Linked DNA regions of Homo sapiens: region 2 is linked to region 1. Evidence: read pairs that join two places in POLR2A ChIA-PET (ENCODE). Cell type or tissue: MCF 10A. All regions are shown on one strand. Each heading gives the region's core, and the rest is flanking DNA. Links, peaks and the distances in the headings are about the cores only. Region 1 holds the start of LOC124900414 (a long non-coding RNA gene). Region 2 has its middle 5.7 kb from the start of LINC00862.

What was found. ChIA-PET counts read pairs that join two places held together with the same protein. Peaks named below come from ENCODE experiments on the same cell type or tissue, not always from the same donor. Only the 100,000 strongest peaks of a DNase experiment are listed, where the experiment ranks them.
Region 2: POLR2A ChIA-PET joins it to region 1 with 24 read pairs; 12 of 35 experiments call an interaction of 5 or more read pairs at or near these places.

What each region holds. Positions count from the first base shown.
Region 1 is chr1:200,480,682-200,486,065 of GRCh38, forward strand. It overlaps LOC124900414 (a long non-coding RNA gene), which reads right to left and starts at 2,825. Exons shown (of 3, transcript XR_007066784.1): 1 at 2,421-2,825. It overlaps LOC124904480 (a long non-coding RNA gene), which reads left to right. Exons shown (of 2, transcript XR_007066783.1): 2 at 1-1,365. In MCF 10A, for the core only: no CTCF peak of the experiment used is centred there; a DNase peak (open chromatin) is centred at 2,970.
Region 2 is chr1:200,376,784-200,382,167 of GRCh38, forward strand. No RefSeq gene overlaps it. Among named protein-coding and RNA genes, the nearest start is that of LINC00862, 5.7 kb to the left of the region's middle. RefSeq lists an enhancer at 3,989-4,038. In MCF 10A, for the core only: no CTCF peak of the experiment used is centred there; DNase peaks (open chromatin) are centred at 2,748 and 4,668.

The DNA of each region.
Region 1 (5,384 bases), core at 214-5,213:
AGACAATCAGAGATGATTTTTGAGTAATGCAGAACAACTCCAAAAGAATAAGCAGAATGAATGCTCATAAGGTGAAAGCATTTCAGAAAACCTATTACAAGCAACAATGGAAGAAAATTGATTGAAACTGTGCCTACCTTCCCTAACACTCTCCACCTTCATCTGAGGTTTGTGATCCACAGACTCAAGCCATCATGGACCACGTCTTCATAGTCCCACACTATTGTCTGCATGATTTATACAAATGCAAAGCCTACCATTACTTAAATGGTAAAAGAAATACAGGAAGCAGAGACTGTGCTATATCAAAATGTATCTTTCTCTACTACCACTGTTTTGCTTCGTGCTGTGCAGAACTGCCACTAAGCATTTTCATAGTCGAGAGAGCCAGAGACACAGAAAGAGAGAAATTATGGTCAAATTATGGCACCATACCATTAACGTACGAGAGATTGGTGCCGCTAGTGTATGATTACTGCTTTTAATATGATTTTCGCTTTCTATCTTGTAAAATACTGTGAATTTACTGCTGAGCCTGTGTACTGCTACTCTCCCAAAGAGAAAATTACTTCTTCCAGAGGATCTGCTTGCACAAGCGTAAAATCTTTGCAGCTCTCTGAGCAGCAAGAGAACCACATCAGACTTGATATGCTGATTTGGCTCTTTTGAGTTACCTGTTCCAGAGAATTTTGGGCAAGGATTTTTCCAAGATGTCATTTTCTTTATATGTTATTTTCTTTATATTTGTATCCATTCACATCATCAAGTGTCTTATTGAGTACCTCCTAATTGCAAATGATCTTAGTGGCTGCTGTGAGAGACACATGGATTCTAATACAGGGTGCTTGGTTTAGAGAGACTTGTAAGCACCAACTGATATCGAGGGGGAAAACAAGCAGAGGGAACAGGAAGTGCAAAGGCCCTCAGGAAGAAATGAGCAAGGCCAACAGGGCTGGGAAGATGAAGGTAGAGGAGATGAGAATAAAGAGGTGGGTAGGGGTGCGGTCTTGTAACATTTGAGGAGCTGAATTATATTCTAAATGTGATAAGAAGCCATTTGAAAGCTTTGAGCAAGAGAATAAGGGCATCTGATTTTTTTTTTTATCCCTCTAGCTATGAGAATAGGCTATAGGGGACTAAAAGCAGAAGCGAGTAGGCCAGTTAGTAGGACGCAACTGCAGACATTTAGGCTGGAGAAGACAGTGACTTGGACGAGGGTGGTGGTGTGAAGGTCACTGAGGTGTGTGGAGACTGGAAGGCACAGAGTCAGAGGACTTGTCTTCTAACTCCATGATACTGCTCCAGATGATGAACAGGCACTCAGAAGGAACCCAATAAACATGTCTTCCTGAATGTATGGCTGAATGAAGAGTACCGACCCCCTCACTTATAAGTAGGAGCTAAGTTATGAGTATAAAAAGGCGTAAGAATGAGATAATGGGCTTTGGGGATTCAGGGGGAAAGGGGTGAGGGAGGTGAGGAATAAAAAACAACACACTGGGTACAGCATATACTGCTCAGGTGACAGGTGCAGCAAAATCTCAGAAATCACCACTAAAGAACTGATCCATGGAACAAAAAAATCACCTGTTCCCCAAAAACTATTGAAAATTAAAAAAAAAAATTAAGCAACCGAATAGGAATGCTCCACTGATTGTAGATATTTTCTTTCTTTCTTTCTTTTTTTTTTTTTTTTTTGAGATGGAGTTTCACTCTTGTCGCCCAGATTGGAATGCAGGGGCACGATCTCAGCTCACCACAACCTTCGCCTCCCAGGTTCAAGCGATTCTCCTGCCTCAGCCTCCCGAGTAGCTGGGATTACAGGCATGTGCCACTACGTCTGGCTAATTTTGTATTAGTAGAGATGGGGTTTCTCCATGTTGGTCAGGCTGGTGTCGAACTCCCGACCTCAGGTGATCCGCCCACCTCGGCCTCCCAAAAGTGCTGGGATTACAGGCACGAGCCACCGCGCACGGCCTTTTTTTTTTTTTTTTTTTTTTTTTTTTTTTTTTTTTTTGAGTTGGAGTTTCGATCTTGTTGCCCAGGCTGAAGTGCAATGGCGCGATCTCAGCTAACGGCAGCCTCCGCCTCCTGGGTTCAAGCAATTATCCAGCCTCAGCTTCCCGAGCAGCTAGGATTACAGGCACCTGCCACCACACCCAGCTAAAAAAAATTTTTTTAAGAGACGTGGTCTCGCTATGTTGCCCAGGTTGGTCTCAAACTCCTAGGCTCAAGCGATCCGCCCACCTCAGCCTCCAAAGTGCTGGGATTACAGCCATGAGCCACCGCGCCCAGCCTCTGTTTGTAGATATTTTAATTAGAGAAAAATATAAAATTTCAAGCCCATCAACCAGTTCTGCTCTATAATAATCAAAAACTATCTTTGCAATAAAAAAAGTTATAAAAAAAAAAGTACTTACCCCTAGAATCACTCTCAAATGTAAGATCAGGGAACTCCCTCTAGACTCAAGGGTGCCTGAGAGGCCACGTGGTTTTTAGACTCTCCTGGTTCAGCTTCACCACCTGATGCTCTTCCCTTCCACCTAGAGCTTTTCGCAGCCCACAAAAGATGTGCTCCATGATTCCAAAACAGAAAGGCTTCTGGTTAGGAGAGAACACTAAGGCAGCAAAGTAAGCCCTCAATCAAAATCCCTCATTCACTAGCACTCTTTAGAAGTAGAAATCATTGGGACGCCCAAATGCTTCTGAAAAAGTTCTGTGGTGCATCCAAAGATCATCCCAGTAGTTTGTTTGCCTTAAAAGTATTTGTTAAAACATAAAAACTGTATGTCTACGTAAGTGATTTTCAATCCTAGCTGCATATTAAAAATCCCTGAAGAGCCTTTAGAATAGGCCAGCCTTCAGGCTCCACCCCATTCCAAGTCCATCAGAATCTCTGGCATGAGGTCCTGGCATCGGTAGTATTTAAAAGCTCCCAGGTGATTCTTATGTGCGTCAGGGTGGAGGGGCACTGCTGTATGTGAAGTGAGTCATTTTCCTATCTGCCCTTCACCGCAGGACATGAGTAATCCTGTGAACCAGCCACAGCTGATGACAGTGTTCAGCATTCTACATGGAGCTCAAATCCCCCAACCCCTCCTTTTAAGCGCTTGAAAGAATTGCTCAGAAAACTTATACTACAAATATATTTTAAAATTTAGGGCTTAGGAGTGGACTGCCCCCAGTAGCTCAACGTTTTATTACTCCTGCCTTAGTCACCCATTTCTTCTTTCTCTCTGCCTTGCTCTTTCTCTTCTCCTCCCCCTGCTGTCCCTCCCACTCTCTTCCATCAACCTGCCCTTAGCACTGTAGGCAGGCTGCCCACCTGGAGGCTCCAGGCTGCAGAGATCAGCCCTTAGGAGAAGGTCTGGATAAAAAGTGGAACTTGTGGAAAGGGCATATCATTTATAAAATTTCTTGCTTTACTGCAAAAATGTGTGCTTCACTGCTTTGGAAAACAGTCTGGCAGTTCTTCAAAAGGTAAAACATGGAGCCAGGCATGGTGGCTTACGCCTACGATCCCAGCACTTTGGAAGGCTGAGGCAAGGGATTGCTTGGGAGTTGGGAGTTGCAGTGAGCTATGAGTTTGGGTGCAGTGGGTACAACGTATGCCTGCTCGGGGAACAGGTGCACTAAAACATCAGAAATCATCGCTAAAGAACATACCCACACAACAAAAAAATCACCTGCTCCCCAAAAACAATTGAAAACATAAAATAAAAAATATAGCAACCCAATAGGTATACTCCACTGATTGTTTGTAGATATTTTGTTTTTGTTTTTGTTTTTGTTTTTTTGAGATGGAGTCTCCCTCTGTCATCCAGGCTGGAGTGCAGTGGCATGATCTCGGCTCACTGCAACCTCTGCCTCCCAGGTTCAAGCGATTCTCCTGCCTCAGACTCCAGAATAGTTGGGACTACAGGCACGTGCCAACACGCCCGGCTAATTTTGTATTTTTAATAGAGACAGGGTTTCACCGTATTGGCCAAGCTGGTCTCAAAGTCCTAACCTCAAGTGATCCATCCACCTCTGCCTCCCAGGGCACCCAGCCTCTTTTTTTTGTTTGTTTGTTTTTTTAGAAACGTGGTCTGTCTATGTTGCCCAGGGTAGGTCTCCAAGTCCTGGGCTGAAGCAATCTGCCCACCTCCACCTCCCAAAGTGCTGGAATTAGGGAGGGAGTTTGAGGTTGCAGTGAGCTATGATTACATACTGCACTCCAACCTGGGTGACAAAGCAAGGCTCTGTCTCAAACAAAAATAAAGAAAAGAAAAGGTGAAACATGGAGGTATCATATGGTCCAGCAACTCTACTCCTTGATATATACCCAAGCTAAATAAAAACATATATCCACACAGAAATGTATACACCAATGTGCATAGCAGCATTATTCATAATATTCAAAAAGTGAAAACAATTCAAATGCTCATCAACTGATAACTGGATAAACAAAATGTGGTATATCCACACACTGGAATATTATTCATTGATAAAAAGCAACGAAGTACTGATACATGCTACAACTTGGATGAAACTTATAAAAATTATGCTAAGTGGGCCAGGCACAGTGGCTCACGCCTGTAATCCCAGCACTTTGGGAGGCCAAAGCAGGTAGATCACCAGGTCAGGAATTCAAGACCAGACTGGCCAACATAGTGAAACCCTGTCTCTATTAAAAATACAAAAAATTAGCTGAATGTGGTGGTGGGAACCTGTAATCCCAGCTACTCGGGAGGCTGAGGCAGGAGAATCACTCGAACCCAGGAGTGGGAGGTTGCAGTGAGCTGAGATCGCACCACTGCACTCCAGCCCGGGCAACAGTGTGAGACTCCATCTAAAAAACAAAAAAAAATTATGCTAAGTGAAAGAAGTCAGTCATAAAAGTTGACATATTGCTGAGCGTATGGTGTGCACCTGCAGTCCCAGCAACTTGGGAGGTGGAGGTGAGAGGTTCACTTGAGCCCTGGAGTTCCAGGTTGCAGTGCACTATGATTGTACCACTGCACTCCAGTCGGGGTGGCCAAGAAAGACCTTGCCTCAAAAAAAAAAAAAAAAAAGAAGTTGACAAATTCTATAATTCTACTTCTATAAAATGTCCAGAATAGGTAAATCTATAGAGACAGAAAGGAAATTAGTGATGGCCAGAGGCTGAGGGTAGAGAAGAATGGGGAGTGATTACTAATGGGTACAGTTCATTTGGGGTGATAAAAATGTTCTAAAATTGATTGGAGTGATGGTTGTACAACTAAAATACACCAAATACCATCAAACTGTACATTTTTAAGTGGACAGATTATATGGTAAGTGCGTTATATCTTACTAAAGCTGTTAAAAATAAAATATGTATTTCAACAGCAGAAAACTGTGAATGCTGAAATGATCGTATT
Region 2 (5,384 bases), core at 321-5,320, 100 kb before region 1:
CAACATTGCCCTCCTTAGTGGAACACATCAAGTATGCTATTGCCTCAGGGCCTTTGCTCATGCTGTTTTCACTGCCTGGAACATTCTTTTTCCCAATATTCATATGACAAACTCAGAGCTCCTTCACTTCCTTAGTAAGCACTCTGCTACAAGTGTCTTCTGATGAGAGGCTGATCTGACCTTACTTGATCTGAAAGTCCTATCCAAAACAATTCCCTCCCACTTGATCACTCTCTATCTCCATACTCTGTTTGTTGTTGTTGTTTTTAAGTAGAGAAGTAGTCTCACCATGTTGCCCAGGCTGGTCTTGAACTCCTAGGCTCAAGTGATCCTCTCACTTTGGGCTCCCAAAGTGCTAGGATTATAGGCATGAGCCAACATGCCTGCTCTCTGCTCTTTCTTTATAGCACAGATCTCCATCTATGTTTCTTTACTTATTACTTGTCTCCATCAGCAGGGGCAGCATCTCTGTTTTATTCACAGCAGTATCCCTAATACCTGAAACAGTACCTGGCTCAGAGTAGGGTCACAAACACGCACACACACACACACACACACACACACACACACACACACACGGCTGAATTTGATGAGTGAATACACATGGCCCTATGGTGCCAAAGACTATTTACAAGTCTCAACACTGGTCTACAACCCAGCACTCTCCTGCTGCTATTCCCTGGGGAGAGGTTGGGACTGGGTTCCTCTCTAAGTATAGTATCCTCACTTGCAAGAGGGCAGCTGGGTGCTTAAACTGTATCAGCTCTAATCTTCACCACAATCCATTTTACCAGTTTGGAAACAGACAGGTTAAGTAAACTACTCAAGCTCAGCTAGAGTGACCCTCACCCTGTTTCTTATGAAGGGGTTTCCACAGTCAATAGAAAACTCTTCTACAGGCAGCTACAAAGATATGCATTGAAGTGACCACATAGCTTCATTATAAATCTCTTTACTGATTCTATGCCTTCATAGGGAAAAATGAGAATAACTACTTTTATAACAGACTAAATGAAAATTAATTTCAGAGAGTTTATAGAAAATGGCCAGGTGCAGTGCCTCAAGCCGGTAATCCCAGCACTTTGGGAAGCTGAGGCAGGTGGATCACTTCAGGTCAGGAGTTTGAGTCCAGCCTGGCCAATATGGTGAAACCCCATCTCTACTAAAAACACAAAATTTAGCTGGGCATGGTGGCATACGCCTGTAATCCCAGCTACTCAGGAGGCTGAGGCAGGAGAATCATTTGAACCCAGGAGTCAGAGGTTGCATGAGCCAAGATCGCGCCACTGCACTCCAGCTTGGGCAACAGAATGAGACTGCCTCAAAAAAATAAAAATACAAAATACAAAAAGAAAATGAATGTTATTTCCACTTTCATTTTTACTCCTCCCCTAACTGGCCTAAGTTTTTCTTACCAAATTGCCATTAGATTTTCAAAATGCTATGCTAAATAAAATACTGTTGGCCTTCATGTTTGAAAATGATGTTGCTGAGAGTGCTATTTTTTAAGCTAGAATTTTTACAGTCAGCAAATAAAGTAATGGTCGGTAAATTCAAGACCAGTTCCACAGAATAGATTGACTTCCTTTTAACCTGCTGGGCAAGAGTGAATGCTATTTTTTTTTCTATGTTTAACATATTCATGAGGAGCAGGGATAGAGTAAGTACATTCAAGCCACAGGTAGTCAAAATAATTTTTTGCCATTGGTTTTAATTATATATGCCATGATATCTTCTGGTAGAAATGACAAACTATAAAGATAGGTTTGTGCTTCACATCCTATTCTTTTCCATTGTTGCCTGACAGAAGCCCCAATGAATAGGGAAATTACATCCTTGGCTACAAAAATGGGCATGCAATTAGAATCATCCAACGGACAAAGAACCTAAAAAATTTTAGGGATTTTGGCACTCCTGTTTCCAATATCTTTGCTTCTTAGAAGGAAAAAACTCAAGTCAAGCAATTTGCTGCAAAGCACAGACACTGTGACACATTCAGCAAGGACCAAGGTGTCCTAATTTCCCTGCAATCAGTGTTTTCTTTTTTTTTTTTTTTTTTTTTTTTTTTTTTTTTTTTTTTTTTTGAGATGGAGTCTTGCTCTGTCACCCAGGCTGGAGTGCAATGGCATGTCTCAGCTCACTGCAAGCTCCGCCTCCTGGGTTCAAGCGATTCTCCTGCCTTAGCCTCCTGAGTGGCTGGGATTACAGGTGGATGCCACAACACCTGGCTAATTTTTGTAATTTTAGTAGAGACAGGGTTTCACCATGTTACCCAGGCTGGTCTTGAACTCCCGACCTCAGGTGATCCGCCTGCCTCAGCCTCCCAAAAGTGCTGGGATTACAGGCATGAGCCACTGCACCCGGCCCAGTGTGTTTTCTTCGGAAACCAATGATTATCCTCCAATTGGTCTGGAAGAGAGAGAGAATCTCCACAGAAAACCTGCATATAACTCTTCTGGCACTGTTCACAGTTAAGAATTGCAAATTACTTTACAAAATTACTTCTCTCAAAATACCCAGACACCTGGCCACAGACTGCCAACCTAATACTAAAATAGGCACCTTGATCAGCTCACGCTGTGACTTTAACCATTCAGCTGCATTTGACCACAGCGACAGATATCTTTGCCAAAAGAAATATGAAAAACTCTGGGAGCTGATTGCAAAATTGGGATTGGTCCAAACTTTTCCAAAGTGATGGCTCTGTTGTCTGGAATGTCTCACAGCCAGGACATTTTTCTCAACACGTCAGCTCTATATAATGAAAGCAATAAGAAGAAAATCAGATGTGCACAGAGCTTTTCTCTCTCTGCCTAATATGGGAATAATAATTAACTGTCCAAAAATGTAAGCACTGGCTCATGGCTGATGATTCACCTTTAAAGTTGTGCAAAGAAAAAGGCCAAACCTTTTGCAAAGCATGTATCAGTCATAAAAATGTCTACTTCCTTTGACACAGTAATCTTATTGCTGGAAACTGATCCTAAGAAATGATCCAAAAGAAAAGATGTTCACTACAAAATATGAATCAACCTAAATGCCCAATAATCAGAAAAATGTTAGCTATAGTACATGTTTCTAATGAAATACTATATTATCATTAAAAATAAATTATGAAGACTGTCACAATATACAGAAAATAGAGGATGATATTAAATTGAAAAGCAGAATACAGATGATATATGTGCATTATGAATATAACCATGTTCAAATATATTTGCACAGAGGAAAAATGGAATAGCAGTATTATGGGTGTTTTTTCTCTTTTTAACATTTTGTAATGTTGATCTACTGTTTTATATGTAGAGAGAGAAAGGGTCTCACTCTGTTGCCCTGGCTGGAGTGCAGTGGTGCAATTATAGTTCATTGCAGTCTCGAACACCTGGGCTCAAGCAATTCTCTCACCTCAGCCTCCTCAGTAGCTAGGACTACAGGTGCCAGCCATTGTGCCAGGCTTGTTTTAATCTTTTTTTAAGTTATGTACAATATTTCATATTCCTTTCTATACAATAAACCAGCACATAAATAATTTTTAAATTATCTAAAATAGCTAGCTCATTTCAAATATTTGTCCTTTAAAAATTATGAGCAGGACACTTGCCCAACATTTGACAACCAGCAGAATATCCATGCCAGTTTTGCTTCAACCCCTCTGACCACTCCAAAGTCAACATAGATTCACCTAAGCCCAGAATATAGTCGGATCAGAAAGGCACATGGCTCTGCCCCTGAAAAACTCCTGGCTCAGGCCCTCCCCTAAAGAAACCAGCCAGGTGGTTCCATGGGGATCTGGGTCCCGAGCCTCTACTACTATTTCCAGGGAAGACCTGGTTTGTGAAAACCTCTGGGTCTACTTCCTGCAGCCACCCTTGTGCTCTGGAAGGCAAGTAAGCCATTTCAATATGGACTTTGGATCCTGGACCCAAAGGTAGAAAAATACACAGCTATGAGGCCTTTGTTTTGATGTTTGTTTCTCAAAAATGGATTTTTTCACACCCAGTACATGTGGGGAGCAGCTGTTTTGTAGACAACCCTACAGATCTCCACAGAAAGATGAAGAGGTGGGGGCTGCCCCACTTGCTTCTGGTCTGCTACCAAGAAGAGTTAATCATCTCCCCAAATAGTGCAGGGAATGAGTTTTAACCTTGAATATACAGGCTTTGCGCTCACAGATACTGGTCATTAATGTTTATGCATGAAAGGTGACAGTTTTTGTTTGGTATACAGAGCATTGAAAAGGAAAAAGGAACTACTAATTTCTACAGGTTTCATTGTCTTGAGATCAAATATTCATAGCAACTCAGAAATCTGTCTAGAGAAATGTAGCTATTGCTAAGCTAATGCTTAGTAAACTCAAATAGACCCCATTTTATTACTGATATATATGAATTATATTGTTTCAAATGCATGCTTTTATCAATAATTCTTCAAAGGAAAAATTTTTAATTTTACAGAATCTTTTTTTTTAATCTATCAAGCTTTTTCTAAACCATCATACCTATGTTGCTCAAAAATTGTTGAGACCCGGGGTCAAGGAGACATTCACATTGGCTTTCAACGGAAAATGTGCTTCTCTACACTAAAATGGCCACTTAAGCAAGACTGTGGAAATGATTTATCTCACAATGTTTAAAGTTGGATCCTGACTCCAGCTATGTCATGACTGCACAATCAGTCAGAGACAAGTAGTTACACGCTCCTAAATAAAGAAGAGCACTCTAATGGCCAAATGAGTTGAGCATCTAACATACTAAAATTACCTTAATAAAAGTTAAATTACCCACATCCAAAAGAATACAAAAATCACTCGCAATAATAATGTTTAAGTGTTAAGAACAGCAGAACATAAAATAGATCTATTTACGTCACATAAATGTTATCTTCGCAAATTGGTGTTAAGCAGTGATATTAGCAGTATATAAGTCAGAAAGTAAGAAAGTAGTATATAAGTCAGAAAGTAGCAGTATATGAGTCAGAAAGAAAAAGAAAAGGAATCAAGCGGTATAACCAGAGGCTATCACATGAGAGCATAGATTGCTGTTTATTGTTCACTGTAGTATCCCCAGGACCTAGTAAGTTCTGAATAAATATTTGTTGAATGAATGAATGTATGAATAAAGGAACAGAGCTCATCAAAACAAAAACGCAATTTGTGTTGTAGAATTATAGGCCCATGCATACTTGCTTTAACAAGTCAGAAAAGAGACTTCCCAAAAATAACATGTTTGCTACTGACTATAATTTAAAATTGGGCGTTAAAATTTATGTATGGATCCTACATTAAAATATGGCCAAGATTTTTTTTTTTTTTTTTTTTTTTTTTTTTGAGACAGAGTCTCACTCTGTCGCCCAGCCTGGAATGCAGTGGCTCGCTCGACTCACTG